Linked DNA regions of Homo sapiens: region 2 is linked to region 1. Evidence: chromatin loops called from intact Hi-C (ENCODE). Cell type or tissue: MCF 10A. All regions are shown on one strand. Each heading gives the region's core, and the rest is flanking DNA. Links, peaks and the distances in the headings are about the cores only. Region 1 overlaps USH2A (usherin). Region 2 overlaps USH2A (usherin).

Region 1 (17,244 bases), core at 3,289-11,288:
ACAAAAACAAAACAACAACAACAAAAAAAGCAACGGCTGTTAATTGCCAGGAAGAAGAGCTCCTACAATTGTTTCATGTGCATTTAGGCACTCTCTTCCATGTGAGACCCCAAGCAGTCAGCAGGACTATCAAAGGAACCCTTTTAAGACTTAGATATCTATTTTTAATTCTTGCACTGCATTTCTACTTTGATAAGGGGAAAAGGCATTAAAACACATTTTTGAAATGTAAATTTCCAAAGTTACAAAAATTAACCCAACACATCATATGCTCTTTGAATCACTTAAATTGGCAGCTGTCTTATAATGATAAAAGACCTACGGCGTTCTTAGATGATGTCTACATGATGCCAGACAGCTAATTGAATTAAGGAATTAAGGAAGATATCAACTAGTCCTTCCCCTTATTTGCCAGATGAAGAAATGGAGGCCAAGAAATGTGTAGTGATTTATTTACATCAGGGGTTGAGTCTGTTGGTCGTGAGAACTTCTAGCCTAGTTATTTTTTCCACCCCATCTATCTGTCCTGAAATTTGGTTTCTTATTGCTGCAGCATTGAAGAGATGGAACCACTAAAAAAATACTGATAAAAAGATGTTTATCCAGAGGCAACTTTAATGGCAACTCAAACTATTTGAAATATGATGGAAAATTTGTTACTGAGTGAAAAGGCCATCGCACAATCAAAATTGATGTTTAAAGCTCGCCTACTAACTCTTCCACACTATCCAATGTAGTGGTCCTCCTTCATTTTGCTCTTTAGAGTTTCCCTAATTTTCTTTATGCATGCATCTGATTTCATCTTACTTTAGAGAAAATACTAACAGTGTATGTCTAGAACATGGCAGATTGGAGCCTTATAGCACGAGAGGCAGGGAAAAGACAGCTAATAGCGATTCACTGATAGGAGAAGAAGGGGTCCCATATTGTTTGAGTTTTAGATAACGTTTAATGATCTTCCTGGATAACAGATTCTATGAGGATTTTTTTTTTTTGCTTGTTTAAATAAAAGCTGATTCAATGATAACAAAAGGAGAGACAGTAACTTCAGAAAAATATAGATATGCTAATTCTTACATTTGTAGAGCCCTTTTGATATTAAGGTTCAAGATCTAAAAATGTAATTCTCATTCAAGACCGTATAAAAATTGTTAGTTCTATATAAGCATATTGAATCACTGATAGATTAAAGCACATTCATCATACTCTAGAAAACAAGGAAATGTGTAATATATTTGATGTCATTTTTATTACAATTGTTAAAATAGTGAAGAATAAACCTGTTAACTAGAAATCTATGCATGCAGAATGTCTTATTACCTAAATAACACCAGATAAATGAGGTGTTACTGTCCACAGTCTCACAACAGAGACATGAAAAACCCTTCTTTACACTGGTAACCCTTAATTAAACTGAATTTTTGGTGTGTCCCTTCAGGAGAAGGTCACCATATCAGCAATAATTAGGGGAAATGGCATTGTGAACATTACTGGATGAGATGTGGTGTATTTCTTACTTTCAATTATTGCCTCCTTGTTTGAATCATTAGCATTTGGCAGATTTGTTGCTGAATTTGTTGTTCTGATTTAAAACTCGGTGTAAGGTTGAATATGTTCTTATCTTGATCTTATATTTCTGCCATGACTTGCATTTCTTGCTGAGTTTCTGACTTGAATTGCTCTATGTTTTTGCTGAGCTTTTGCTTTGTCTTGTTGTATTTCTATCTGGAGGGGTTTCCCTCCGCCTTTTTCTTTTTGTTATATCTCTTCTTTGGCCTATTGTATTTCTCTGGCCCATTCATTAGCTTTTTTTTTCCTTTAAAGTTATTCTCTTGTTCAGTATATGCAGTACCTAATCAATACGCTTCCTTGCTTGCTGCAGGATTTCCAACTTACTGTGTTTTCTGTCAGCTTTGATACTGCCTGAGAGGGGTTTCTGTGCTTTGGCTAATATATTGTTGTCTGAATTCGCAGTGTTTTCAGCTCATTACACTGACTTTAATTTTGATGTATTTGTATTTTATCCAGTTCAAGTCATGTTTCTTTCCTCTGTCAATTTAATTACTTTCTGCCTGGGCAACATTGTGTTTATACAATTGCTGCTAAAGCGACAAAAGGTTTCTATTTAAATTACCACCCAGAGCATCAGCAATTCAGCCTAAAAAATATGCAGAACTCCTCTGATTGATGTCTTACCTTTCTGTGGATAAGGAAATCTAGTCTATTGAGAGGATCTTCTTTATAGAACATAGTCAAGCCTGGTTTATAGCTGTAGAGTCATTAACAGAGGAGATGAGTGTAGGGCTATGGGGTCACTGTATGACTTCTCTGTAAGAAAAAAATGTATGACTAGGTTCTATTCAGTACAAGTCATGTCCTAACAGCAGGAAAAAGAAAACTTTCTTAGGTGTTTAACTTATATTTAGGTGGGCTACCCAAGCTCCAGCTCTTATTTTTCTATGTGTTATATATATTATACACATTTCTGGGTTTGAATCTTGTTCTTTCTAATAATTTTGCATTGGGCTGTGTAAGTCAGGAACATTGAATTTCCATTGTGTACATAAAACTATAGCAACTGGTCTAAAAACAAATAATGTGGGAAACATAGTAACTGTTCCTGTTTTCAAAGGCTTACAATAATGCGAAAAAAAGGGAAAAGCTTATGAGCAATACATCTTTGAAAACAGAAACAGTGAAAACACTCCAGTAAATACATAATTGGTTATTAATAGAATTTTAAATTGGAGAGGCATAACAATTGCAACAGCTCTTGGAAATGCTTAGGAAACTGAGGCTTATAGGTTTACCCGAACATATGTCATAGATAACATTAATCAACTAGCTGATGAACATGACCAGCAAATGCATTGATTGCCTGATCAGCAAATGCTTCAACTGTTTTGTTTTACAAGACTTAATATGTTTAAACAACAACTTACTCTTTACCTACTTTTTAAAAATATCCTTCTGTATTTTCTGCAACAAACCATTGTTGAGTCCCTGTGCTTAACAAAACTGTGCAACTGTGCTATTTACCCAGAGGAAGAAGAAAGATTTTTTTAAGTCAGTTCTTTTCTGGTAAGTGTAACTTTTCTAGTATTGGATAATCTTTCTGAGCCTCAGTTTTCTTATCTGTATAATTGGCATAAATGAACCATGAGAAACAAATAAAATGACATATTCAGCTCAGTGTGTGTCACATGGTGAGAGACCCATTAAGTTTGCTCTTTTCCTTTTGCCTTTCTCTTTTCAGTGTTCAGTCATTATACTGTCAAATAAATTGGAGTTTCTGGCTTTTCTCACACTCAAGATTATTATGATATACTACACTAGTACATCTGACCTTGATAAAAAGCAATTTTCTATAGTTTAATTGTATAGCAATAGGATGGGAAAGTCTCTGATTCTCACTCTGTAGCTTCTTCTTCCCAGGGCTGGAGTCATTTAATCTCTACCTTTAGGCTCATTCTACCCTGGTCCCTTGGGTCATGAATTCATCTGGAAGATTCAGACTTATGCTTTAAGGCTCTCAGAAACTCAATCTTGCAGAAGAATCTGGCCTCCATTTTGTACACACTTTGTTCAAAGAGCCTCCTAGCACCTTCCCAAGACCCACATATACCACTCCCATTTTCTCTCTTGGTTCTGGTGATTGACTCTCTTTATGTTCTTGGAAAGCTGCCTAGTATCCTAAAACCAGTATTGCTGCCTGGCTGTTACCAGGCTGCACCCTCGACTAAAGTTGATCCCCTGCACTCATCTTTGGACTCTAGATTTCTATTACATGCACATCCCTTGTGCCAAATTATGCTGGCTTGTCTGGCCTTCCAAGTTTCACCTATTGTTATGCTTATTTGTCAGTTCAAGTCTCTATTCCAGCTCTATCCCACTTCCTTCTTTCTTTAGCCTGTGTCCCTCTCTTGGATCCCTGAAACATTTTGAGTACTAGCTACTCCTATGTCCTGCCCATGTGATTAAGAATGATACTTTTCTCCCGTGCTTGCAGCTGGGTAGTCATACTCCATACCCACCCAGGTAAAAATGTCTGGATCCAAATCTACCTTTCATAACAGATCTGATGTGCTATTCTAGACAGCTTTACTCCATGATATATTGCAGACTTTATGTAGGTTAACAAAGCATTATGGTGTCATTCTTGTGACAGCCCTACATTTTCATTATGATTTTTGTGTTTGCGGTCCTTTTTGTGACAATTTCTTTTAGATGAAAATGCTTTTAATGAAGCCCTTTTGGTACTTGGGAGCCTCACTGGAATGGATTTAGTACAAACTTGCCTTATTTCAAATTTATGTTCAATATTGAACAACACTGTTACCCATATTTAGGACAGTAGACAGGTAAAGGTTGCAGAATTTTTATGAAATATAAAGCAATATCCACTGTTATAATGAAGCACTACATAAAATTGTATAATACGTGAGTTTCTTATTCCTCAAATAGTCTAACTGATTGTTCATTGGGCTCACTCAGCCAAAAGTAGAGGGAAACTTTGTACAGACATCATTAGTTTTTCTCCATTTAGAGATTAATCATGAAGAGCTCTGGCTCTTTAATTCTGTAATTTGTATATTTAATGGGCTGCTGCAGAATCTATGACAGTAATTAGCATAGCCTGAAAACTCATTAATACGCAACAACATGATTAATGCAGCATTAATGCAAACATGACTGAAGTTATTTGGGTTATGTAGTAAGAAGATTAAAGCTAAAATGTCCTGTTTGTTTTACCAGTGGTGAGTATAATAGAGTGGCAAAAAAATAAAATAAAAACAGGTATCAAATTAGCTGTTTAAAAAAAAGAAAAAAACCAGCAAAATTTAAATCAAGGTGATTTTATTTTTCCCTTAGGTCTAAAATTTGGGATATAAGTTATGTTCTTTACTTTTATATTTATTCATTTATTCATAAATTTATCATTACTGAAGGAAAGTTCATTCAACCTTTTAGTTTAACATAGTTAACCTTTTAGCAGCTTTAACATAATATTATTAGTCTTACATTGGAAACAATTTTAAATTGTACTAATCTTTGACCAATACATTACACATTTCTGTTTTGAAACTAATATATATTATTGGCTATGCCAAATAATTAAAGGATTTGTTCCTACTTATTCAGAAGTTACATATTATGCCCTCTTCTCACTGTGTTCACCTCTTAAATAAATGTTCAAATACTTTATAAAATACTACCATAAAACTCATTTTTTTAAACAAAACTATCAAATATGACATGTTAAATACTGAAATAATCAATAATGTTTGGGGATGTAAAAGTATATAAGTTTTGCTTGTTCTTGCTGTCTCATGTAATCATATTGAAGTCCTCTCATTCTTACTTTTTTTTGGCTTTTCTTTTTTGAGACGGAGTCTCACTGTGTCGCCCAGACTGCAGTGCAGTGGCGCCATCTCGGCTCACTGCAATCTCCACCTCCCGGGTTCAAGCGATTCTCCTGCTCAGCTTCCTGAGTAGTTGGGACTACAGGTGCCCGCCACCATGCCCGGCTAATTTTTGTATTTTTAGTGGAGACGAGGCCGGGTGCGGTGGCTCGCCCTTGTGGTCCTAGCACTTTGGGAGGCCGAGGCGGGTGGATCATGAGGTCAGGAGTTCGAGACCAGCCTGGCCAAGATGGTGAAACCCCGTCTCTGCTAACAATGCAAGAGATTAGCTGGGCGCTGTGGCGGGAGCCTGTAGTCCCAGCTACTCGGGAGGCTGAGGCAGGAGAATGGCGTGAACCCGGGAGGCGGAGCTTGCAGTGAGCTGAGATCGCGCCATTGCACTCCAGCCTGGGTGACAGAGCGAGACTCCATCGCTAAATAAATAAATAAATACATAAATAATACAGACGGGGTTTCACCGTGTTGGCCAGGCTGGCCTCAATCTCCTGACCTCAGATGATCCATCCACCTTGGCCTCCCAAAGTGATGGGATTACAGGCGTGAGCCACAGTGCCCAGCCATTTTTTTTTTTTTTTTTTTTTTTTTTTTTTTTGCTATTTAGTATGACCTGTTTTAATAGCGGTCCTAAACTTTAAATGACTTATTTTTCAATCTTATAGTCAAATGTCAAGAGTCATTAATAGTATCTCAAACAAAACTTGCATTTTAAGGTTAAGCAATCCTGGATGACTGAAAAAAATATGTATCTGCTTTTTTGTACTTATTTTATTCTAAATCCACATTAGAAAAATGTTTATGATTTTATTCTTTTTCAATAAAAAAAAACAAGTGAATATCCACGAAGTACCTGACTCTTGGCTAGGTGTTGAGGAGGAAAAGCAAACCCATCAATGTCTGTGCACTTGGAAATAACCATCTGGGAGAAGAGAAGCTCCTTTCAACCTAGGGATGTCTATAGATAAGAATGAAATTGCACCATAGAAAGAAAGCATATCAACATTGCCTGCTACCAACAGATGGCACTGTTAATGGTTTGTATCACAACTGTATTTGTGGGACCAATAGATTTGCTAACATTCTCAGAAGGTAGTCTGGAAGGAGAAGAGCCTCTGTTAAGGCAGTGAAATGATATACATGCTCAATTTTGTTTAATTATCTTGTCAAAATTCCTGGAAAAAAATAAAAAAATATATTTATATGGGATATTTCGTTTAATTAAAATACATCATCTTTTACCAAAATTAATATATGTGAAATTAAATTGTAGTAGAACTTTAAAACAACATAGAGTTCCTATTGCTTTGAATAATTGGTCTTTACATTTAGTATTATATTATATGTTATATTGTTATGTATACCATATATATAATGTTATATTATATACTGTAATATTAGAGTAGCAACTGATACTCACAAAGCTAAACAACTCAGTTCCACTGAAATATACCAGATTTTGACTTAGTTTTAAAAGGGAGGACCTAGAAACAGAGAGAAAATGCATCAGTGGGTAAAATCATTTACCTCTAATGTTTTATTTCACCTCTATGGTTTTTAGTGTACTAGAGAGCTGTTTAATCAGACCATTACCAAATTGAATAAATGGCTACTTAGTGATTACTGAACTATTTAGTGATGGGGTTGGGGAGAACTCCTTTTTTAAAAATAAGCCTTTTGAATAGTTCATATAAGACCATCCTAATAAATAAAATGGAACAGAATGTGTTTGCCATGTAATAGCTTAGTGATTTTTAATTTCTGTATTGTGATGAAACAACCAGCTTTTCTAGAATGTAGCCAGTCCTTTGTTTCTCAGAAGCTGTGCACACTTGCGGCATTCAGTCCTAGTGCTGCCATAACAGAGTTTCTAAACACTAGTTCAGAAATGAGACATTTTTGTTTAGTCTCTGTTTGGGCACAGCCAAGAGTTTAAGACTGTACATGGAGAGAAACTTGCTTTTTTCTGTGGATGTAATCCAGGGGACCTGTTGAGGTCTTTAATGGGTGGCTGACAGGATGAACTGGGCATTCAATATTAAAGGGTGGTATCATAGCAAGGGGGTTACCCCAGCAGAGTTTGTAGATCAGGAATTGTTTAGAGCCTAGATCTTGGGAAAGTGAACAAGAAGCATGTTAACTAAAGATAAAAAACAGAAACCAGGTATTGTCTTTTTAAACTCTGAGCTCTTGGAGTGGCGATCATGTCTTTTCCATATTAGTATCTCCAGTGATGAGCATTGTCTGTTGGAGACACTCAATATACATTTCTTGAATAGAGTAAGGATTTACTGGACTTTGACACAGAACTAAGGTTCTGTGTGATAGAGGTCTGTGTGCTTATGAGAAGCTGGACTGTGTAGGTGAGGATGCTAAGGCTCCTGTTCCCATAGAGAAGTCCTTGAGATGGCTCAAGCTGCTGGTTCCCTTTTTTCTTGGACTTTGCAGGTATTCAAGGTGTCTCTAGTTAGAAGCTTTATGTTTTGTAATGGGTAAAAATAGTGCTAAAATATATAGCTCTTTGCTATTTATACCAAATTGAGGGTCTCTCAGAACAAATACAGTGGACGGATTTTAATAATAATAGCTAATACTTATATAGGGCCAAATAGTTCTGAGTACTTTTCATGTATTTAACTCATTTAATCCTCCCAAAAGACTTGTGAAAGAAGAAACTCTCGTTGCCCACTTCTAGAGGAGGATATTAGGTGTAGAAAAGTTAAACGATTTGTCCAAAGTTACATATAAATTAAGTGCAGAAGCTAGTTTTTGAAAGCTTGGCTCTAGCATTTGTTTTTTAATCATTAAGCCAAACATCAAATTCCCCTTCCCACACTTTTTTTTTCACTTTTACCAAAGAAATATCTTAACAAAATGACTCCTTTGGAGGAGGAATACATGCATATATATATCTGTGTATACATGCATATATATATCTATATATGTGTATACATGCATATATATATCTGTGTGTGTATATATATATCTGTGTATATATATATACATATATATATGTGTGTCTGTGTGTGTATGTGTGTCTGTGTTTCTGTGTGTATATGAGGTCAGAGTGAGGGCCAAGAAGCTATTTTTTCTCTAAAGTGGTTCATATATTGCAAGTGATTTAATTGAGGGAAGATATAGTTGTATTAGCTAAAACACTTAAAAGTTTATAAATAGGTGTGTCTACACAAAGGCAAACATTCCTCTAATTTCTAAACAGTTTTTACTTCTATTGAATTGAATATGCCTAATATTTTAGTGTCCTGATGATTAAAGTATGAGGAATGAATTAATAACCAGGTTCAAATATGTGTATTGTTACCATGCAGATCTGTTAATACTTATTAATTCCCACATCAGTGTGAACTAAGGAAAATGAAATTAAGTTGCATTAAGAATGTGCTCAGTTATATATAAAGATTTACTTCCTGTAAGAGTGATTATATAATTATATGGTTTACTAAAATAGTTATGAGATTTTATTCTTTCATTCATTTGACATGCATTATTGGAATCTTAGTATTTTCAAACTACGTATTTGGAGATAAATATTGCAGTCTGACCATAATGATAGTTTAGGTATTCCTTGGCCTGGAAGGAGGACACTAGTTCATTTTATTAACATGTTCTTTGTCTGTGGAGAGCCTCCACAATGCCATTTTAGTAAAATACTGGATCTTTACTAAACCATGGCTACCAAAGACAAAGTGTCATTCTAGGCAGCCAACAGACTTCTTGCCCTACTCCTGACAAGCAAAATAAAATAGCCTGGGGTAAGAGAGGTAATGGCCATGAGTTAAGTCATTTTCATAGTTATGCTAAATCAGCTTCCCTCAGGAGCACCCCCTTCCTTTCCTTTCTCTGTTTAAATGAGGTGGAGTATGATGTGACTATTCCAGCACACTCAAAATTAGATGTGTGATCAAGTATTGATCTTCAGGAAGTTCCTAATCCTGTCTGATGTTTTCTGTGTTAGCTTTTTTTTTCCTTCTGTCATAATGTTAGATTAGCCAGCACCTTCATTTTGTTATTCCCTTACTTTTTAAGGCAGGATTCTTCTGTACAAGAACCCTGAAGCGACCCTAATATTGTATCCAAAATGTAGGGTCAGAATCAGGAGTGGAGACTGTGAGTTCATTGTGAGTTAACAGTCTATTATTTAAAAGTGCAACAAGAAAAATAGTTTTGCTTTCATTCCATTTCTGGGACTCTAATTTTTTCCAAGGGAGTCTGGCATAAAGTATCGTATTGGTCCAATTGCTTGGGATCCACTGAGATTGTTACTAGAGAGGGCTTTGGTGTAAAACCCCAGAGTAAAATTCTTTAATGTCCTTTTGGGTCATTGAACACTTTCTACCATTATGCTTGACATGGACACCATTGAAATCATTCCAAGGTCAAGGTCACTCAGCAATTTTACTAATGCTTCAAGTTAGTGGAATTTTATTTTTCCCCCCATAATGCTTGTTTTACAAAATAAAATACAGTATATTTTAGTAGATATTGTAAGATCAATTTTTGAAATTTCTTTTATCAAAATAAATATAAATTTTATGAAGTATCTGTATGTTTATTATATGTAAACGTGCAATTACAAATATGAAATATAATTTATATACATGTATCTATGCATGCACCTGGATCTTATTTGAGGTATAAAACATGAAACTAGAACTAATGTGTTTTACAAATATACGTAAAAAGTTATTATTTTTTTAATTTTATAGAAACACAGAGTAAGTAATGATAAAAATTCATTTGTATTAAAAATATTTTTATAACTACAATTAGTACTAACATTTTGCTTTAGCCTAAGCTTAAATGCTTTATTTGCTAGAGTCACTTGTTAAAATACTAAAAATTTTACAAGGTATGAAGGTAAAATAGAAATTATTTCAAAAAAACAAAAATGCATGCTGAATTTTCTCTTTTCCTTTATAAAACAAGCAAGTCCTTTATGTAGATTTCTACAATTCATAATTCAATGTCATTAAATGGCATTCAATTTATATTTTAGACTATTATGATTTCAATTTGAGACACAATTGTTTTCCAAATGAATTCAATGTGGGGTATATTTATGTAATAGATGAAATGTATTTCATCTATTTTGGAATTGAATAAATTCAATTTATTCAATTGTTTGGAATTGAATAAATACAGTACGTATAAAGGGAGGATGAAAATGTACAACTATTGGATGTTGATAGAAGCATTCTGAATAAGAAGCATTTTTACAATAAACTCAAGTATATTTTTATAATGTACTTTTTAATAATACACTGATTTTAAAAGTCTTTTTTATAATGTACTTTCATATATTTTTTCTTGAGAAATCTTGATCTTGTATTGACAATTGCATAAATATATTTGTGCCCAGCACAATGGCTTACGCCTGTAATCCTAGCACTTTGGGAAGCTGAAGAGGGAGAATTGCTTAGTCCAGGAGTTCTAGACCAGCCTGGGCACTGTGGTGAGACCCTGTTTCTACAAAAAAGTCTTTTAAAAATTAGCTGGGTGTGATGGCACATGCTTGTAGTCCCAGCTACTCAGGAGGCTGAGGTGGGAGAATTGCTGAGGATTGTTTGAGTTCAGGAGGTCAATGATGCAGTGAGCTATGATCACGCCACTACACTCAAGCCTTACAACAGAGAAAGACCTTGTCTCAAACAAAACAAAACAAAACAAAACAAAACAAAACAAAAATAAATAAATATCTTGGTATGTAAGGGCAATTTGGGGTTGATAATTTGGAGAGGGATGGAAAGATACATAGATGCCTATATCTACATAGATAGAGCTCTCTCTATACATACGGATACAGATATAAATAGATATCTATATGCAGATAGATATATATCTATGAAAATACACATCTAAATAACCATAGATATCTATTAATATCTATGTATCTGTATCTATCTATACATTTTAACTTAAAACTTTATATACACATAAGCCTATAGTTCTATATTTGTAGCTAAGTTTAAAAAGCTATTCAAGGGAAGCCCTGAGTTGTTCTTTTATGGCATCTGGTGGCATTTCATATTTGACGTGTTGGTTGCTATTGGTGTTTGCACTGGTGAATCCTTCCACTGGAAATTTCATTTCTTCAGGGTTTACCAATCACCTAAAATGTTTTCTTTCTGGATAATATCCCCTGACTGCTTTCTTCCTCTTTTAGCCTAAAGTTTCCTAAAAATTTAAAATGCATTGTAGTCAGCTTTACTTACCTTTCACAGAATAGCAACTCAAGAAGTGTATGCTAAGAGGAGGAATAAAATTATGTAAAAAATGAACTAGAAACATAGTTACCTAAGACAAAAATAATAAGTGGACAAACCAAGAGTAAACATTTTACTTAAGGGTTTAAAAATGATATCAATTTTTACTAGTTAGGGACAATGAATAATGCTTATCACCTCCACTGTTATTTAGTGTTGTTCTGGATGATATAACCCATGTGTAATGACAGAAAAAAGAATTATGGCTGTTGAAAAGGAATAGATGAAATTTCCAGAAAATAAGTTTATACCTAAAAAAGCCATCAAAACCTATTATAAATAACAGAAGTACAATAAGATGGTTAGCTATAAATAAATACATAAAAATAAATATTTTTTCCATAATTCAGCAATAACAAATCTGAAAATGATCTGATTCTTAATATCAATTAAATATATAATAAGTACTATAGCTTAACAAGAAATGTGCAGGATCTATTTAAGGAAAAGAGAAAAGAAGAACTTATAATAATCATTTTAATACAAAAGAGTGAATTAGTTGATAGGTAGCTAAAAGCAGAATTTTAAAAATTTACTAAAAAAAGCAATTTTGTAAGTAAATTTGTAAGTAAGAAAGAAAACTGGAATATATCCCTATCTCACTTTACATGTCAAAATAAATTACAAATTTTATATTTAATACTTTATTTTTTCCAGAAAATTAAATATAAAAATACAGAAAATGAACAGAAAAAATATAAGTAAGTTACAAATTCTGGGCTAGGAAGCCCAATTATAAAAAGCAAAGGAAGACGCCATTATTGAAAACATTTAGATTTTAAAACAAAAATAAACCCCCTTTTTACATTTAAAAATAACATTTAAAAGTCAATTGTTAAAAAAAAGTAAATGACTTTAACAAGTGACAGACAAAGAAACCATACCCTTAATGTGGAAAAAACGCTTACAGATCAATAATAAGGATGCACAAATGACAAAAAAGTATCCAAATGAAGAACTACGATGAAAGTTCAAAATCACTATTCATCTTGTAAATACAAATTAAAACTAGAATAAGATTTCATTTTAAATCTATCGAATACTAGTTGGCGTCTTTCAGAAATGCCAGGCCAAACTATTCCTGATGCTAGAAATGTTTTGCCTGACAGTGGCTGAAAACTATTTATAACATATGGAAAGGAAATTACACAACTTGAGAAATTTCTTGCAGTGAACTCAGAAATGAAAAGGCGGTTAGATGACAATTTCAGTTCATTAATTTATAAATTCACATGCTACCACAGATTTTAGAGATCATGCAATTCAGTATCTCCATTTAAGAGTAGGAATCTATGGGCTATTCTGCTCAGGAAATCAGCACTATAGCATGTATATGTATTTCATAAAGTATCTGGTGGATATTACTTTCTTGTTTTGTTTTTTTTTTTTTTTTTTTATCATTTGGAGGTTGTAAAGCATGATCAGTCCTTATAAGGGTCACATTTAGACAGCTACAGATTTTAATCGTTCCAAGGAAGGAATGGGGGATTATTTCAAAAGACGAAAGAAAACATTCTTTGATCTAAAAGCAGAACCACCATTTGACCCAGCAATCCCATTACTGGGTATATACCCAGAAGAATATAAATCATTCTACCCTAAGGACACATGCTCGCGGGTGTTCATTGCAGCACTATTTACAATAGCAAAGACATAGAATCAACCTAAATGCCCATCAATGACAGACTAGATAAAGAAAATGTGGTACATATACAGCATGAGATACCATGCAAACATGAAAAAAAACAAGATCATGTCTTTTGCAGGAACATAGAGCTGGAGGCCATTACCGTTAGCAAACTAATGCAGGAACAGAAATCTAAATACTGCACATTCTCACTTATAAGTGGGAGTTAAATAATGAGAACTCATGAACACAAAGGAACAACAGACACTGGGGTCTATCTGAGGGTGAAGGGAGGCAGAAGGGAGAGGAGCAGAAAAGATAATTATTGGGTATTAGGCTTAATTCTTGTATAATGAAATCATCTGTTCATTGAACCCCCGTGACACAAATTCATGTATGTAACAAACCTTCACATGTACCCCACAACCTAAAATAAAAGTTTTTATAAAACACATTTCTTTGTTTTATACAGACCAGAATGAAATCATTTCTCAACACTTCTTTTACATTAAAGCACATTATTCTTGTTTTTTTCCTCAGGTATTGCCCTACTTTTTAATCCTAATCTATAGTTCCATTGTAATTTTTAGAATGCTAATCTAATATTTATTGAATTCTTTTGTAGTAAGCAACTGAAAAAAATTTAATTTTCAAAAGGAAGAAAAAATACATGTTTAAATAATAAGATAACACAACTTTGGTATTCTAAGGAATGTTTGGGGATTCATTCCAGGGCGCTCATATTTTCAGGTTAGCTTTCAACTGTTATTTTGTCGAGTATAATCAATGGAGATTTTGTTATTCATGTATTTATAGAGCTGGTTAGCCATAAATAGTTTATGAATGGAGACATTTCTAGCACCACCTAATGGCAGTCAAGTAAAAAGAAAAAGTTTTTCTAATTTAGGAACTGTTTTGCATAATTTAAATTAAACTATATAGCCAGAGTTACTTCCATATGAAAATGAACTTTTACATTCCCTAATGCACTAACTAGGCATGGAAATCCATCTCTGAGCAATTGGATTGAGTAGGAATGAAGCTGAAGGGATATTTGATAATGAAACCAAGGGGTTTCTGCTGTCTTTATGTGTGCAAGAATAAGAAAATACCTAGCTAATAGAATAAATTAATTTTATGTGAAAATTTTCTTTTTAGTTTCAGAAGCCTATGCATACTAGATTTTCCATACTGTAGTTTCCTGAAAAAAGTATATTTTGAGTATTGTATTGGCATATTTTATTTGTCTTGTTTTTCAGCAGTTATTTATACATCTTTGACCAATTTATTCTACTAGTTTAATAAAGCGTTTTTTAAAGTTTCTGATAGTTTTTTTAAACTGAGTCATATCATTCTGATTATAATATTGGAATTTTCTGTTGAATATGAGTCAAAGAACATGCTTTAGATCCGTAAGCTCTACTCATTTATTTCATGTGTTTCCTAGCAGGATTTGAAGAATGTGTTGTCTGTCATAACCCTAGGATTGAGATCAATGGATTTGGTTAATGTATCCGAAGGAGAAGGAGAACTTAGCGATAGCAGCAGATTCTGACACCTTTCATCCTCGTCTCAACACTTTGGTTTGATACTTTCTTCTATGATATAAACAGGGAATACTAGGCAGACTGCAGATACAGGTAGTTTTTTGTTTGTTTATTTGTTTGTTTGTTTTTGAGATGGAGTCTCACTCAGTCACCCAGGCTAGAGTGCAGTGGCACGATCTCGGCTCACTGCAACCTCCAACCTCCGCCTCCAGGATTCAAGTGTTTACCTTGCCGCAACCTCCTGAGTAGCTGGGATTACAAGTGTGCCAACGAGCCCAACTAATTTTTGTATTTTTGGTAGAGATGGGGTTTCACCATGTTGGCTAGGCTAGTCTCAAACTCCTGACCTAAAGTGATCCGCTTGCCTTGACCTCCCAAAGTGCTGGGATTACAGGCGTGAGCCACCATGCCCGGCCAGATACAGGTAGTTATAAAAATCAACAAGAAAGAGACAGTCTGGTGGTGGTAGTAGTTTCAAGAAAGTGCTTTCTCTTCGACTGCAATTTCTTCCTTTCTATGAACATTTATTTATTGATGCCCTGTAATGCCCTTCACTTCTTTGTGCACACACTGAATTTTAATTCAGTCTTCACAGTCCTGCTTAACCATCACAGCTTCTGTGAACTTTTTCTGTATATCATTTTGCTCTCATTTCAACAAAATTAATCACTTTTGCTATTTTATAGCTGTAGATTACATATCCCTCTTGTACTGGGTCTTTATAATATTTTGTACTCATTTGGATACAAATACTTCTACTGCTATAGGATGGGTTTCCCTTAAAGTAAGTATTATGCCTTTCTTGTTTATCTTTATTATTCAGAGCAAACATGTATTTTGGTGAAAGCAAAGGCAAGTTAATGGAACTGATGTATCTTTAAGTTATTGTCTACTGTTTATTTTCTCTAGTTTTATGTTTTAATGTAGGCTGATGTTTTCATTTCTTCCTTTCATTAATCCATTTCTTTATTACTGCTAAAAGTTAACTAGTATTTGTTGTTAGTTTTTTGTTTTCTTTTGTTTTAGAGACAGGGTCTCACTATGTCACTATCTTGCCCAGGCTGTACTCAAACTCCTTGGTTCAAGCCATCCTCCTGCCTTGGACTCCCAAATAGCTGAGACTATAGGCATATGACACTGTGCCTGGCTGGGTTTTTGTTTTGTTTTGTTTTGTTTTGTTTTTGTTATTTTTAACATCATATGATACTTGATTGACTTTTCTAAACCCGTGGATTAATATCTGCTTCTAAAGTAAAAAATTGTTAACCTTGTTATTGAAAGCTAGAAAGAGAAAATGTCTGGCTTAAAGGCTATCCTAAATTTTTGAAAAATTCTTATGAGAATATAATCATCTATATAAAGGGTACATTTGGAAAATACAGGTATATCTTTAAGAAAGATTCAGAATTTACAAGAAAAAATATTGAATATGAAGATGATTAGACAATTGAACAAATATGTAGATAAATACATCAATTTTTACAAAACATGAAATAGCATTAAAAAGAGAAGAATTTATCACTGCTATCACTTATCACTGTTGCAGAGGTCCGATTAATGCAGTAAGAAATAGGAGTTTAAAAGTTGGACATAAATTGATCAGATAATTATTATTTTCTGATAATATTTCCTGTAAAATCCAAGATAATCCACTGAAAATATAGAACCAGTTGAACAATCTACAAATTGACTGGAGTCAAGAGAAATATATATAAAACAGTTGCATTCCTGTTCTCACAAAATTACTCATAAAATAATTAGAAACTTCTGTTTCAAATTGGGATGTAGAACAGTAAGAAAGAACTTCGCTTTCATGGTAACAACAAGAAAACCAGACTAAAGAAATATCTTTTTCTATGAGTCTGTCAAGGAGCAAGCAATGCAGAAAACCCTGGCTGAATTGAATTTTAGGAAGAAATAAGTGCTTCATAGGTGATCAGAGTGCTGTGGCAGCTTCCATATCTGAGGCTAAACACTTGTTCAGACAGCGGAGGAGTATGCTATTGTAGATGGGGAGAATTTTTAAGGTCAAGGGGAAACCATCCACCCTTAGACAACAATGTAGCCTAGTAAGATGAAATTAGATCTAAAAGTCTAAATGCCAAAGCAAGTAGCTCAGCCCCAGGTTACACTATTATCCTCCACACTTGAATTTTGCTAAGATAAAGTCAGTTGAAGAGGCCCTAGAAGTGGATTCCTATGAAATTTTGCCATGATTGGATTCCAGAATTATGAATAAATTTAATCCAAATATGAGCCAAAAATATTTATAGTCCCAGCCAAGTCCCCCGCTAGCTCAAATGAGGATAAGATCCAAAAGGTGGCATCACCAATGGTTGAAGGTTGAGCTAAACACAAGTGAACTAAAT
Region 2 (17,244 bases), core at 6,444-14,443, 230 kb after region 1:
CAGGTTTCATTTTCCTGCTTCTACTCATACCCCAAAGACAGCCTTCAGCATAGAGAAGTATAATCTGATAGCAGTATATTACAAAAGGTGGATTAAGATTTCTTTATTCAACCAATAAAGAGAATTTTCTAGTTGTTCACTAAAAAGTTATTTTTGCATATATTTGCTAGATTATATTTGGGAATAAATACATGACTATAACATTTGGTTTTATACAAATTACCTCTATAAAAGCATATATATGAAAGTAGAGGGGTTTTTAAAGAAAAGTTAGAAATTAAATCAAGCTACACAGAGTGAATAAGGACATTGTATCTTTGAACAGTTAGGTTTTTTGAGTTAATCTTGTGAAGTCTTTTAATCATAGGCTTCTTAGGCAATGTTCTCTGCTGGCCCATTGCCATGCTGGCTCTATATCCAATGAGAACGTTAAGTGACTTTCAAAAGCCTAGATATTAACACAAAAGTATGGTATTTGCAACAATATCAATTGTTTATTAAATGTATTGTTTTATTTCTATAATACCTTTAATTGCATTATTTTAGTGAAGATAAGACATCAAATTAGACATTATCAGTACAATCTATCTTGTTTAAAGTTGACTTTATTTTTACAAAAAAAAGCCACCTTTATGAGCAATAATGTATGTTACTTAATTCATTTCTTCCAATTCGTAATTACTCCCTGGGAGAAAGTTAGCTACTTTGCAAGGGGACACTCAGTGTTTTTGTTCTCAAGGGTATCATTTAGTAAATTATCAGCACAGTACGATAAATGGCACCCAAAGTCCAGAAAGCATTAATTCACCACCTTTTAGGAGGAACATTACATACACTCTGGGGAATCTGGACACCATGATCACCAGATTTATGGACTGAAGACTTCACACTCAAAATAGATTTTTGAAGAAACATTTGAAACAACTGAAGATAGATTTGTAATCTCCTTCTTATATATAGCAGCATGCTTGATGGCACTAAATAAAGATTAGCCAAAAATAATTATTCAACCCACTGCAGAGGTGATGGCTCAATAGAATGCTTGGAAGAAGGGAGAAAGCATTTTTTTTTTGGCACAGCATTCTTTATTCTCCTAGAGAAAGGGCAACACTCAAACTTCCTCAGCGGTAATCTCCCCACAATTTTCACTGAATGAGGGCCATGACCTGCCATCTATAGGCAGGGAGGTAGCACATAAATAAGCAAAAGTCCAAAATATTGTAAAATACCAATTAGCATAGCATCCTTTGTTGAGCAAACTTACCTTTGGTCTCCTTTTTACTATAAAACAAGCCTTATAGACCACACATACACATCGTTAGAATTTTCATACCCAGAGACCCTCCATTGTTGTGGTATTTAGGGCTTGAGTTTAAAGTGAGTGGTATTAACCCTTCATTTTCCTTAAGTAAGAATTAGTAACACTTGAATAAATAGCAGGTATCAACTCATAACCATTATTTGTGTTTAAATCCGTTCCCCAAAATGAATGAACTCTTCCTTCCTCTGCTTTGTGTATACACTGTGAAGTCACATACATAGCAAAGAACTGGAAGGAGGCCATGTGTACCTGCAGGTTACGTTAGCAGTGCACCTGAGACATGGTGACAGGGTACTGTATATTTTAGATGTCAGTGGAGATGGATGCCATCTCTGAAAGGATATGCAATTGAGTTGACAAAGACTGAGTGATTGGCATTGGGCACAAGCAGTTTTTCTGTCAAGGCTACAAAGCATTGCTTATAAAACCACCCATGTTGACAGCTCCATGCCAGAATCACACTTCTTACTTGATCCTGACCAGCACCTCCTGCTCACCAAAGTGCAATTTTCTTTCTCTTTCTTTCTTCTTTCTTTGTTTCTTTCTTTCCCCTCTCTCTCTTTCACTTTCTTTCTTTCTCACTCTCTTTCTCTTTCTCTCTCTTTCTTTCTTTCTCTTTCTTTCTTTTCTTCCTTTCCTTCATTTTTTGAGACAGCGTTTCACTCTATCGCCCAGGCTGGAGTGCAGTGGCACCATGTCAGCTCACTGCAACCTCTGTCTCCTGGGTTCAAGCAATTCTTCTGCCTTAGCCTCCCAAGTAGCTGGGATTACAGATGCCCACCACCACACCCAGCTAATTTTTTTAATATTTTTATTAGAGATGGGTTTCACCATGTTGGCCAGGCTGGTCTCGAACTCCTGACCTCAGGTGATCCAGCCGCCTCAGCCTCCCAAAGTGCTGGGATTACTGGTGTGAGCCACCTCACCCAACCCAAAGTGCAATTTTCAATGTAGAAATTTCACATATCGTCTTACAGAACGAAACAGAGAAGTCGCCTCGTGCCCACATTTAAATTCCATACCATCAACAGGCACCTTTCTGCATCAGCCACAGCCTCACAGCTTTCCAGTGCCAAAATGGGTCACCAATGGCAATATTTTTAGTGTGACATTTCAAGACAGTGATTTTCAGCAAGCCTGTGACACAGGTGAAACCACAAAGAGAAATCTAGGCAGGCAATGAGCTACAGCCAGAGAAGCAAATGCATGGGTGCAGAGAAGTTATCATGGACAGGGAAACAGGATGTGAAGAATTTTAATAGATTTTTTTTTCAAATAATTTGTCATTTACACCAGTGTGCCACCAATATCCAGTTCCATGCATTTTTAAAAATCTAGTGTGCTGATGCCAAATAATCATAATGCACATTTCCTATGAATATTTTAAATCCTGTTAAATGTGTGTTAATAAAAGATGTTTGTTCCAGCCAATTTGGTCAGTGTAGTGTTTAACTGGTTGCAACCAGATAAATACAAACAACACATTATTTTTTAAATGTGCTGCTGGCAGTCCAAGCACCTGGCATGTCCACAGCTTGCAAAAATGTCCTAAGATTATGTTAGGCTTGGGAGCATGTGATTAATAAAATGAAGGCACTTGCCTAGCAGCTGAAAATGTTGATATCTTGAAAACAAAGATAACCATCACTCCTGATTATATGATTGTTCCTTCTCTCTCGTATGTTTGCAATTGTTTTCTGTATAGTACATGCATGTAGAAATTAGAGTTGGCAGGGAGGGCAAGTTTTTCAAACCTCAGCTTAAATGTGGATGTATTCTTTTGCCTACCGAAATCCTGCCTTGTGTTAACTATGAATTAACCTACTTTTTCTTAAAATTGTGGATTCCCCAGCCCAAAAAAGTTAGATAATCTGTTTCTCTTAAGATTTCCCAGGAAATAAGATTGAAATATGGAATATCTAATTTCAGTCATTTTAATGACAAACATATATGGCATACACAAGCAATTAGATCAACTAATGAAATTGAAATCATTTTCTAAAAATCACTTCCCTACCCTCAAAAAAAAAAACCCCAAACTTGAATTCACTTTAGATTTTAACAATTTAGTTGTCATATATTTAAAAATGTTTGATCGTTTCCCAAATTTGTAGTTTAAAATTCCATATTTATATTTTTAACCACTAGTCTAAGAGGCACTACTGCATAAAACCTGTAGAATTCGAACAGTTTATTCTGTAGGTTTACTTAGACAACTTTTCATTTGTTCATTATTTTGATGACACAGTGATATTTTAAGTACAGTTATATGCTGCACAACATTTCAGTTGATGATGAACCACATATATGACGGTGGACCCATAAGATGATGATATCATATTTTTACTGTACCTTTTCTGTGTTGAGATACACACTTATCATTGTGTGACAAATGCCTACAGTATTCAGTACAGTAACATGCTGTACAGGTTTGTAGCCTAGGAGCAACAGGCTATACCACACAAACTAGCTGTGTAGTGGGCTATACCATCTAGGTTTGTGTAAGAACACTCTAGGATGTTTGTACAACAATGAAATCGCCTAATGGTGCATCTGTCAGAATGTATTCCTGTCATTAGGTGACACAAGACTGTACCATTGCCATGCTATATTTGCTCATTGCATTACATCTTGTTATTTTTTCACATTTATAATTGCACTGTGAACAGAGGAGAGGGCAATGAAGGAAATTGTCTTACTGCCTGGGTCCTGCTTTACTTTTCCCCTCAGCAACCTTCATCCATCCTTCAGATACTCACAGTAATTTACAAAGGAACAGAGGTTCTTCTGGAGTAAGACAGAAAGGCAATGTGAGGTCAATTGAAATCTAGATCTAACAGAACATGCTTCTTCCTCTTTTGTTGCCTGACATAATTCTACACATTCATCAAGCCCCAGCTCAAGTGTCACTTCCTCTGTGAAGTTTTCCTTCTTGTTGCTCCCTTAGAATTTTGGTTTGTGTTTACTAGTGAATCATCAATATCCCCTTCTGAATTGTAACGTCTCAAGACCTAGGGATCTGTCTCAACTATCTTTCTATCACCAGTGTCTGGCGAAGGGTCTGATATAGAGTAGGTGCCCCAAAATTCTTACTCAAAGTACTGATTAAAAGCAGAGTTTGATTGAAGTAAATCCACAAAAACTCAATCAAGCAAACATTTACCGTGTACCTACTGTGTACCAGGGACTAAAAGAGATATGAAAGTTGCAAGGATGGATATGATACTGTTTTTCCCTTGAGATTTCCTCTGTCTGGCAAGGAGCACACACAGTAAAACCATAGTTAGAGTGAAAGAGCTGAGTTGTCCATGAGAGCAAGCTCAGAGGAAGGGCATGGCCCCTCAACATGAGGGCCAGGAAAGCCTACCCAGAGAAGACCAGGAGAGGAATTGGAAATGATTTATATTTGGAGTGCACTTTAATATCAAAGTTCAAATTTACACCATCTCCACTTGTTCAGGGTAAGGCTGGAAAGCAATTGCTGTAAGAGAGCACTGACATATGAGACCTGAAGAGGGACTCTCAGGTTGTCCTGTCGGTCGTTCCAGCCTCTGAGTATGAGGCGAGGAGGGTGGGGACAAGAGGTGAATGTAAGAGAGGGACATCCCAAAAGTGATTCTCATTTTTTTACCTTGGTCAGAGGCAGGCTTCTGGCTGTCCCTCTGATTCAATATTGGCTGCTGTCTTGGCTAGGTTAACGAATGTTCTAGTTAGAGAGGCTTCTGCCAGCCCCAAATCATGTGCTATTCGGAATGAAGGGGAGGGATGTGTAGAAAGAATTCTAAAACAAAACCATTTTTCCTGTTTTTATTCTCACAACCTGTAATAAGAGTAAAATACTCTGAGACCGTGTAACAGAAGAGGAAGGAAACATGTGGTATAAAATTTGATAAATTGATCAAGATAATTCTAGAGTAGGACTTCCGAATCATTTAAGTGCACATATGCCCTTAAGATTACTGAAATTTTAAAACTAATATTGCATGACAAACATCTTATGTTTAGGGCATTTTAGAATTTAAAGTTTCACTTGCATCCTTAAAATCATTCTACGCAACACAAGGAAAATCGGAATATTTTTAAATGAGAGTGGAACATATTTATATGAGTACATTTTATTTAATGAAGAAAGAGGAACTACAAGTTTCAGTAGTGCTACACAACTATTTTGCTTTCTCCATTCCAAATATTTTTCCAGTTGCCTTAAGTACTAACCTCTGATTGCTGACATGTTTTTCCTTTCAAACAGTAATTCAGGTATCTATTTTGCATAGAACAGAAGACCCATGATCAAAAATAACATTTATAATCTTCTGATTTTGAGAGCAAAATGGTTCTGCATGTTTTCACTACATACTTTGTTTTCTGTTGCATAGATTTTCTCCACAAATTCCTGAATTTTCAGAATTAACAAATTCAAATATTTACAATTATTTTTATATTTTATTTTTATAATGTAAGATCAAAAGGAACTTATTCAAGCCAAAAATGACCAATACGGAATCCTTTGAAAGGATGGATTGATTAATCAAAAATTCTATCCACCTTGCCTCAATTTCCCACTTAAGCTCTCGAATCTCCCCTGGGCACTTAAAGCACACTCCTCTTCCAAATATAGAGTGCTTGTAATGTCTGTGTTTCTTACAGCTGAAGACTGCAGGTGAAAGTAATGAAAAATCAAGTTTTTTATGTTTACTTTAAGAAATTAATGAAAAATAATTTTATCATAGCTGCCTTATTATCACTACTTAAATTTTATTGAGGGTGTATTATATGCAAGACACTTTAGCAGGAAAAGTATATCCTCTCATTATCCAGAAATGCTATCTGCTGGCCTTCCACTATTTTTAAAAACTATTCTTGTTCTTTAGCTTTGAAAAAGTTAAATTGTCAATATTTGAAAACTCTCAGTGGACTATGTGAGATCATTCAAAGATAATTGCCACAGGTTGATATTTAATGGCATGAGTTTAGTTTTAATTCTCAAATCTTAAATTCTTAGAGAGTCAAGTATCTAAAAACTGCTGGTTATTAACAAAAAGATGGATGTTTACCATAATCATTTTCTATAGCATTTTCTATAGCACCTGCCTATAAAAGAACATTCTGCAATGCTAAAACAATACATAGATTCATTTAATCTTGTTGTCTTCCTCATTTTGATAATGTACCTGTAAACAGAGTTGATTTGCTATATTTGGAATAATTCAGATAAGTTTTGCCCAAATATAAGGAGTGAATGTGATGACCTTTAGGTTTTTTAGGATGTTTTCCTGACTTCATGAATTCTCACATCAATGCATTTTATTTTCTGCACCAAATTATCGCAGATGCATCTACTACGATTCACCCCACAATATGCCCCAGCTCTAGAGGTTGAAACATTCTTTCTAAACAATACTCTCCTGATATCAGGAGAAATAGAGAAAAATAGTTCCCGAATATTGGTTCTCCTATTTGCAAACTATCAAATAATGTCCTTCCAATTCCAACAGCCTTTTAGCCTTCAGAGGTTTCTTTCATTAAATAATGTTACTTATGTTATACAGCCCATTTCCTTTTTTATCAGAGTCAGGCTGAAAGTTCATTTTTCTGCAAAACTGCAGTGCCCATTCTTAATTTTTGTTTTGAGAAATAACTGTTGTACCCTCTTTATTATCACAAGATTAATAATATTTCTTTATTTTATTGCTCCTCTTACATTTGGATCTTTTATTATGAGCTGTCAAAAATTCTTTTGGGAAGTAGTTGGGGTATAAATAATAAATCGATAAAAGAATTCATGATTAAAGACAAGATAGAATCCATTATTCTGTTAACATATCAGTAGTGAATAACAAAAGGCTACATTGACAATTAGCATGCAATATATTGCTTTATATAATTATACATCCATATATTTGCCACTTTGATTTTTAATTCACTGGTAAATTTAGGGGATACTCATTTATGGAGTTAATATTACCAAAAAGAGTTTTTAAACTGAGCGAGGCTTTAATTAGAATGGTAAAATATTGCTTCAGGGCAACAATGAGAATGTAACAAGAAAACTGACTGATCAGTCATGGGTAACTCGAATAGCAAACAAGTAGAGAAGACTCACAAAACCACTGAAAGTTATATACACACTCAAGTTGTGAGTCATTCAAACTGGGTATTCATACACATGTATACAAATACAAACAAGTGTGTGCGCACACACCCTTTCCAATATACACACCTGAATATAAAACTAAATAAGCAGATTCCTCTGTTAACAATTTTATTACTCTATTTTAGGCTGGGGCTGAACTTTTGAAGCTGATGAGCAAAATAGTTTCCCATAAAAGATAATTTCATTTGCCAAAATGAAACTACTTTCCGTTATTAATGTTGCAATGAAATGGTTTGAAATATGAGTCTGTGATCTGGACAGAAAGGATGCTCCTGTTCCCAGCTCCAAGAGGGAGTTCTCTAAACAATTACACCCACGGAGAGCGCTGTAAGGTTGTATTTTCATCACCGGCCAGCTGAGCTGTGTGCCTGTCATACTCCCAGTCTCCCCTCCAGTGACAGCCGCATTGACAACATGTTATACTCCACATTGATTTTACAGTTAAGGAGCTGATTGTGATATATAGAGATTTTAAGAATTCAGCTGAGAGGCTGACTTTTGCCTTTTATCATTCCATTAAAATTTTATAACCATCTTTTTCATGTCATTTCATCCATGAATTCTTACTTTAGAAAGTGATAGCTACTGCTGTGAGCATAACTTTTCTCATGTTCAGAGCTTTTTATTGTATTAGCAAACTACCCCAATTATAGTTATTACTCATGTTTTACATAATTGTGGTGGCCCTTTCAACCATGCAGTTGCAGGCCAGTTGATTTGTATATAGAATTAGATGATTCGGCTTATCATTTTAAAGCACTAAATTGAAAGAGTGCCAGGAGTCAGGTTTTAACACTTCCCTAGCCAAAGGAGCTAATTAAGCTGCTTTCAGCTTCCTCTCCAGAATCACACAAGTTAAAGGACCCTTCTGCAACAAGAGCAGCGAATCTACTCAGCCAGAGCAGGAAGCTAATAAAATGTATGCTGGCTTTTAAGGGGGAAACAAATCATGAAATTGAAATTGAACACCTCTCCTTTCCCAAGATAAGAGATCATCTTTAAGAAAAGGCTGTGTATTGTGGGGGTTTGAAGTGCAAGTTCATCTCATTATCATGGATGTTTCACCCATAATACTATCATCATATGCAGGAGAAATAAAAGCCTTATCCCCCAATCACAGAGAACAAACTGCATCATTGTTGTTTCTTTTCCCTGAAGATGCTCACAGTTTGATAGTTCACATATGAGGAATAATTATGCAAGACCCAGATGAAAACCCTAATAAAAAATATTCTGATTTTTAAGTGTATATTACTCTCTTTGGGGAAGAGAGGGTGAGATAAGGTTAGACATTAAAGACTTGAATCTCCACCATTGATTTTACGAAACCCAATCTCAGGGGATTTGGGGGTTTTTTTAGATTTCAAAACAACATTGATATCTTACAAGACTCGTACTTGCTTTTCTCTGGGAAATAGCCAAATCTAGATGACAAGCATAAATAAGAAAGGAGCTGTATCCCCATTTTGATATAATAATTGCTACTGCTACTGTATACCAGAGAGCAAAAGTAAGAAATGGCATAGTGGTTTTAAGAAAGCTTTAAAATGAAAGCTAACAAGAGACTGAAACGGAAAGTGTGATTTATACCATGACTGCTGGTTTTAGGGTTTTTTTTAGGGATTTCTCTTCAAATAGGATACATTACCAAATTGTCAGAAATAGCTTGATTTCAGAGTTAGTGCACTATAACATCTTTTGCTTCGAAAAGTGATTATGATTCTACCATCAGTCCAGTTGGTGACAAATACGTGGATCCTGTTGTGTGAAAGTGTACTCATATAACCAACTATTATTGCAGTCACTGGCCCTGCAAAGCAGTGGTTGCATTTAAAATTTCAACCTTCTTTGTAACACTGAATCGCATACACACACTCACAAGATCAACGCTGTTTTAAACAATTACTAAATCCAAGTATATCTTTTTTAAAGATTTTCAATAAAATCTAATGTTCACAGAAAAATCTCATAAATGTCAAAATTGCTGTGGGCAGAAAAGGGGGGATACAGTATTTTCTTGATCTGTTTTAGCAATTTATAGATTTCAGGCCGTGGTTTATAAGAATGCTAAATGTTCTGGAATTACAGCTGTTACTGATCAGTGATTGAGCCAGATTTGTGTTATTGCACCATGTTCTTGCTTGTACCTAGAGAGCAGTAAAGCCTCAATATAATAAAAAGCACCTGCATTTTAAATGAAATTTCAATTGAAAAACTTAACAGCCCTTCAAATTGCAGAATTTAACGCAGCCCAGTAAAGCTTAAATAACACTTTGCCCCCGCAGGCTGAGGGGTTTGCATTCAAGGTGACTTGATTGTGTCGCATGGTGAAATTATTTACAATTAAGGAATTTCTCTGGAGGGCTGCAGAATATTTGCTGTTCCACAACACCTATGCAGGCATATGGTGGGCCTTTTTCAGTATTCATGGAGCCTCCTGAACCTTTATGATAATTGAATCAGTTAGAGTGCTGAGTGGAGCAAGCATAAAACCTGTTAACCTAAAGGTCAGATCTGTGCATTGTTTATTTATCAGTAGGTGAAAGAGCTAAATCGGCAGCTTCTGTCACAGCCACAGTAAAAAATCGCCTATAATATTAACAGGGAGTAGATAAATTGCAAAACATGGATTAGAATGATAAACAGAACCAAGTATAATATAGAATATATAATGAGAGATGCTGAAGGATTTTACTGGGCTGTAAAATATGCAAGTTTGTTATGATAGTGTTATTGATTATAATTAGTTACTGGGGCTCTAGAAAAAAATGTAGGGGAAGCTAGAACTTTAGTAACAACTACCCTCTTGTATGTTTATTAAATTTATTTTTTTAAATCCTCATTTTTTAACCAATGGCTTGAATAAAAAGACATGATTTTGATAAAGCTGTCTTAGAGAGGAAAATGATCATTTTAGTTTCATAATATTCAACAAGTATTTCACACGCAAAATTTATGAGCAAAGCAATCACAGTCCTTGTCTTTATGGCACTTATTTATTTACTTATTGGCCTTTACCAAGTGTTCATTTTCATATCCTTGTAGCAGAGCTATCACTCATTTTAGCTTTGAGGAGAGGTGGGACATTTCCAAGAGGTCTGACTTTCTGGATTTATTTTACTTTACAGAACCTGGACCTGTAGTTCCTCCGATTCTTCTGGATGTGAAGTCAAGAATGATGTTGGTCACCTGGCAGCATCCTAGAAAATCCAATGGGGTTATTACCCATTATAACATTTATCTACATGGCCGTCTATACTTGAGAACTCCTGGAAATGTCACTAATTGCACAGTGATGCATTTACACCCATACACTGCCTATAAGTTTCAGGTAGAAGCCTGCACTTCAAAAGGATGTTCCCTTTCACCAGAGTCCCAGACTGTATGGACACTCCCAGGGGCACCGGAAGGGATCCCAAGTCCAGAGCTGTTCTCTGATACTCCAACATCTGTGATTATATCTTGGCAACCCCCTACCCACCCCAATGGCTTGGTGGAGAATTTCACAATTGAGAGAAGAGTCAAAGGAAAGGAAGAAGTTACTACCCTGGTGACTCTCCCGAGGAGTCATTCCATGAGGTTTATTGACAAGACTTCTGCTCTTAGCCCATGGACAAAATATGAATATCGGGTACTGATGAGCACTCTTCATGGAGGCACAAACAGCAGTGCTTGGGTAGAAGTTACCACAAGACCCTCACGACCTGCTGGGGTGCAGCCACCTGTGGTGACAGTGCTGGAACCCGATGCAGTCCAGGTAAGATACTGACTATTCTCTCTCCTTTGCAGACTTAGGAATGTACCCTGGATTGACTCTGTGTTGAACAGAGCCATCTACTGACTAAACAAACGCATTTGTTGTTTTAGGCATTCACTGGAGAAACTGGGTTTTGGCCTTTGGCCCAAACTATCTTAAATTCGATGTCAGTTTTTCATTTATCCCTGTATCCCCTTAATTATATTGTTGAGATGCTTCCATTTGCCTCGCACACCTGAAATATTTTGAATGCCACAATGATGCTTAGCTTAACCACCACGTCAGATTTAAATAGATCAGAAAATGAGAAGAGATGGGAAAATAAGGAGGAATGAATTAGCATATTAACAAAATTTTCCATTACCAATAGTCTGGTATTTTTTAATAATCAAAGAATCAAAGTAATGGGGAAAGAAATAAAAATAGCATATTAACGGGCTATCCAGAAAGTGTTCAATTATTCACCTCATTCTATTGGGAATGAACTCTAGTGGACAGGATAACTACCATTGTTTTGGCTGGCATACAAACTTCATTCAAGGGAAATTAGTGTAACCAAACAGGAGGGAGTTTTGTAGCTTAGAAGCCTCTTTTGTGTAAATACACACAGGCTTCCATGGATTCAGTCTTGTACTACTGCCAAAAGCATTGGTACAGTAGCTTGCTCACCGGAGCACAAAACAAAGGACATTTGCATAACAGCAAAGTTCATCTGCTGAAATTATTACTTGGATCTATGTTGTGTGTTCTCTCTCCCCCACCAAAAGCAAACACTAGGTGATGCTAAACAGTGTAAATTGTTGGAGAAATTTAATTTAACCTACAAATTAAAAGCTATTTTTAAAAGTCTTTGTTAGTTTTAATATGAAGCTGGTCAAAGCAACACACATTTTTGATATAAATATGTGTATAGAATTCCATTCATTAAACACTAATGGGAAATTAATTTTAAGTACACGATATACGATGTTTATTGTATGAACTGAGCAATGTAAAGAATTGCTCTTGATTCAAAATAAAAACAAAACCAAAAACAAAACCCAAGCATAGAGTTAATAATCATTCCAGAAATGACTTTTTTTTTCAATCTTGGGGGAGTTTTGTAAAACTTTGGTAGCAGTACCAATCACTATGATGCAACAAAACAAACACAGTCTCTTTACAAAGGCAACACTACATAATGGACATTGTTCTGGATTATTTCGAATAAAAATCTTATAACTAGGCGTTACTGATTGTGGCCGATCTGAAAAAGAGTAAGTATTTTCAGGCCGGGTGCGGTGGCTCACGCCTGTAATCCCAGTACTTTGGGAGGCCGAGGCAGGCAGATCATGAGGTCAGGAGATCGAGACCATCCTGGCCAACACAGTGAAACCCCGTCTCTACTAAAAATACAAAAAATTAGCCAGGCTTGGTGGCGGGCACCTATAGTCCCAGCTACTCGGGAGGCTGAGGCAGGAGAATGGCGTGAACCTGGGAGGCGGAGCTTGCAGTGAGCCGAGATTATGCCACTGCACTCCAGCCTGGGCGACAGAGCGAGACTCCATCTCAAAAGAAAAAAAAAATAAGTATTTTCAGAGGAGGAACTCAGTGTACAATTCTGCTTGATTCAGCATATATAAACAATAATTAAAAGTATCAGCTTGCCTGGCTTTTTCTTCACATTTTTACCCTCTTTTGATTTTGTAATATCATCCATGAATTAAACAATATACATGGCTTGTCAGCCTGCTAGAGAAGTTTAGATTAGCGTGGCTAGAAAGCTGAATCTCATAGGCACTCACCTGAGGCCACAAGGCATTGGTAACCCCAAGTCAGGAATCTCAATGTCTCTAAGAAGGTGTCTGAAATATATGAACATGGTACACTAGTAATATTCTAAAAATTCACACTTTTTATTCTCATCTTATAACTAGGAAATAAAAAGTTATCAATAGAATCAGCAGGAATATTCAACTGAGTCTAGTATTTAATGCTATATACTATTTAAAGAGTATTAAGATAACATATCTGTCCTTCAGTATTATTGGCTCACATGTTCAGAACGATCTTAAGACTTTACCGAAGTGGACGTTCTCGTGATATAGCTTAGCTGGTAAACAGAGGTATATGACAGCTAAACAACGACTTCTCTTTGTAAAATATGAGATTTAAAAGTCCAAATTGCAAATAGAAAATATTTTATATGAAATAACAGAAGGATAGTCATTAATGCATTGGTTAAGAAATTAATTCAACTATTTATCATAGAGGGTTGTTCCAGGTATTAGGATGGATGAAGGAAATTGACAGTAATATTAACAGCAGTAACAATAATAATTTCAGTTCTATTGACATTTACGGAACATCAGTACATGAGTGAACATCTTTGTAAGTGCCTCTTTTAGGCAGTAGGGACACAGAAGAGATCAAGATGAAGTCCCTAGGCTCATGGCGATTACATTTTAGACAGAATGCAAACAAATAACTATGTAATATACCTGGAAGTAATAAGGACTTGGGGGAGAAGAACAAATTGAGTGTAGAGAAATATGGAATGCCAGCTGATAGGGTGGGGGATAATACAAGGAGCAGAGTTGGTATTTCACCTTAGTGTTACTCATTTTGTGCAATGTGGTTTTTTTCTCCATACAATGCCACCTGTAAGAATTACAGTCCAATAGGGAAATCAAGAGAGACAACACATACTTAGGCTAACTAGAAAATAAATGCAATGTAACATATTAGTAAGTACTAAAAGAGGTGATATGACTTGGTATAAATATGAGCCTTGAGAAAGGCAAATTGGAGAGCACAGCAGCATAGATGAAATAATATGCTTAAAATCTTATTTGATTACAAGAAAAATAAATATATAATGTCAAAGAGTTGTGTCACCTGAATAAGTGAAAGCCATGCACTTTTATTTAATATTTAATCACCTAAGAAAATGTATTTCATTTTATAAGGTTGGTAAAAATGCTCTACCAAGACCTAAAACAGTTCAATGAAACTATAGACTAATTTCATTTATGAGTACAGATTCAAAATTTCTAAATAAAAGATTACCAAATTGAATTAAGCAGTATATTAAAAGAATGATATACAAGGACAAATTGATTTCATTTTAAAAATGTAAGGATGGTTCAACATCAAAAAATCTATCAACATATGTCTTACATCAACCAATTAAAGTAGAAAGCCCATATGGTTTTTTTTTATCAATAGATGCAGAAAAAAAGGCATACAATTAAGAAGTTATTTCTAACAAAAAGTCAAAGTAAAATCAGATTAGGAAGAAGGTACTTAAATGGGATAAAGTCAATGTATAAACTGCTGTACTGAAGCCTTGAATTGAGGATTGATAAGAAATAACATGTATAAATAACTAAGTTGCATGACTATGATGCACCAAAAAAAAGAAAAAAAAAACTTCTTTTATGATAACATCATGAGCCTGTAAACCTTGATGCCCCTGTCCACTTTTTCACAGGTGAAGCAGAATAAAATAGAGTAATCCTGCAGCTGTCAGCTCCTCTTATACAGTAGGGTCCTCACTCAGCTCAGACAGGTGAAGCCACCAGCCTTGGCAGGTGCGCCACAAGGAACAGTGTCACCCAGACCACAAACATGTGTAGCTTCCTTCCCTCTGCTATGTACACTTAGGGTCACTCATTTATGGGTTTGATAATAAAGCAAAGTAAAAGAAGTTGAGTCTTAATCATCATCCTCATTGACTTTTAAAGATGGGCCAATGTTTGATGTCTACTTAAAATAAACCACAGACAAAAAGTATAAAACAGAGGAAATAAAATAATAATGAAAATATATTCACTGAGTTCATGTTATGTTCTAGAAATTGCTTTCATTTAATTCTTACTACAACTGTGTCAGATAGATGCTATTGTCATTCCCATTTTACAGACAGGAAAACTGAGAATGAGGGATTAAGTAATCTGCATAAGATTACATAAGGAGTAAGAGTTGGAATTCACACCCAGGCAATAGGGTTCTGGAGCCTATGTTCTTCTCTACTTCTTTACACTGCAACAAATGGAAAAAAAGTGCAATCTTCCTGGATGGAAGGACTTAACTCCATAACAAGACAATCCTTCCAAAGTCAACATATAAACTGAACATCATTCAAATCAGAATGCCGATGTTTTTTGTTTGTTTTATTTCAAACTGGATAAAATAATTTTTTATTTTTTATTTTACTTTAAGTTCTGGGATACATGTACAGAACGTGCAGGTTTCTTACATAGGTATACATGTGCCATGGTGATTTGTTGCACCTATCAAACCCTCATCTAGGTTTTAAGCCCTGCATGCATTAGTTATTTGTCCTAATGCTCTCCCTCCCGTTACCCTCCACCCCTTGACAGGCCCCAGTGTGTGATGTTCCCCTCCCTGTGTCCATGTGTTCTCATTGTTCAACTCCCACTTACGAGTGGGAACATGTGGTGTTTGGAACATGAGGTGTTTGGTTTTCTGTTCCTGTGTTAGTTTACTGAGAATGATGGCTTCAAGGATGAAGCTGGATAAAATGATTTTGAAGTATAAATAGAAGACTAAATGATTGAAAATATTATAGAAAATTGTGGAAGAATAATGAGGTGGTACTTTCTGTAGTATGTAAACTTACTTTAAAGCCATTGAGTTATAATAATATGGTATTGGCATGAAAAAGACAAATGGTCATTGGAACCAACTAGAGAGTTTAGGTATAGATAACGAGTATTTGTTGAAATGACTTATTGTAGGTAGAATCTGCATTTTATTTCATTGGTAAAGAATGGTTTGCTTTAAAAAATGATACCAGCCCGACCAACTATCAATGTGTACGGAAAAAACAGATCCCTTTATCATATCATATTATAAATAAATTCCCATAAATTAAAAATGTTAATGTTAAAAAAGTAAAAATCTTAGAAAAAAAGGAGAATTTCATGTAATCTAAATGTAGGGGAGCACTTTCTAAAGAAAAAAAGAAACTCAGTAGCTTAAAAAAAAAAGATAGCTATATGTAGCTAGAAACAATCTGATTGATTTTCTAAGGCATAAACTTCCCCCCCACCCACCAAAAAAAGTTAACATCCAAAAGATAGATCTGGAAAGTACATCTGTAACACATACTACAGACAAATCAATTTCACCTTAATATGCATAGGCCTTCTAATAATTTATAATACAAGATACTTTAATAGAAAATAATTTAGGTAAGAGGATATATTAGGTTGGTGCAAAAGTAATTACGGTTTTTACCATTAAAAATAATGACAAAAACCACAATTAATTTTTCATTCATACCTCACATAAAGTCAAGGGAGTGAAAATTAATTAAAGAAACAAGTAATATTAGCAAAAACGAATATCAGTAATTTCAAGAGTTTGTGGAGGCACAGATCACGGATAATTTCATTGTTTATGATAAAGTGAATTTCCCCAACTTTTTAAGAAAGTAGTATATCAATAATGATTAAAATTAAACATGCATTTTCCTTTTGGCATGGCAATACTTGGTAATCTTTCCAATATGAAATAAACACAAGAGCACATATTGCATACATTTTCAAATTTTATTTTTAGCATAAAATAATGTCAGTAGGATTAACAAATAATTTGTTTTCAACCATGAAAGGAATATTATGCAACCATAAAAAATAATAGGGTGTGTCCATAATCAATTAAGTCTGAAAAGCAAGTTCCAGCATAAGTGGTAGAGAACTTTTTTTCTGTGAAAAGTTTTTAAAAAATAAAAGAGAAAGAGAGAGAGACCTAGGATATGCAGGAGTATATTTGCTTTGCTTGTACGAGCATACAAAAAGTATGGAAGAATAAACTTCAGACTATTAAGTTTTCACCTGAGTGAAATAAAACAGAGCCACAATTAATGTTTCTTGTATTTATATATTTGTACTCTTTCTCTGTCTGATTGAAAAAATACAAATAGAATATTTGAAATTAAAAATTAAGATTAATATTTTTAAAGGAAAGGAAGACATTGTGAAAGACAACTTTATTTCAACAAAT

What was found. Hi-C counts contacts between places; a loop is a spot of excess contacts. Peaks named below come from ENCODE experiments on the same cell type or tissue, not always from the same donor. Only the 100,000 strongest peaks of a DNase experiment are listed, where the experiment ranks them.
Region 2: a loop joins it to region 1, with 4 times the contacts of the local background. A loop is called at or near these places in 3 of 110 quality-filtered maps.

What each region holds. Positions count from the first base shown.
Region 1 is chr1:216,108,991-216,126,234 of GRCh38, reverse strand. The region is part of intron 21 of USH2A (usherin); the gene reads left to right. Among named protein-coding and RNA genes, the nearest start is that of USH2A-AS2, 45 kb to the right of the region's middle. In MCF 10A, for the core only: CTCF peaks have their summits at 6,250 and 6,459 (motif pointing right); a DNase peak (open chromatin) is centred at 6,434.
Region 2 is chr1:215,882,414-215,899,657 of GRCh38, reverse strand. It overlaps USH2A (usherin), which reads left to right. Exons shown (of 72, transcript NM_206933.4): 41 at 10,604-11,232. Among named protein-coding and RNA genes, the nearest start is that of USH2A-AS2, 180 kb to the left of the region's middle. In MCF 10A, for the core only: a CTCF peak has its summit at 11,306 (motif pointing left); no DNase peak of the experiment used is centred there.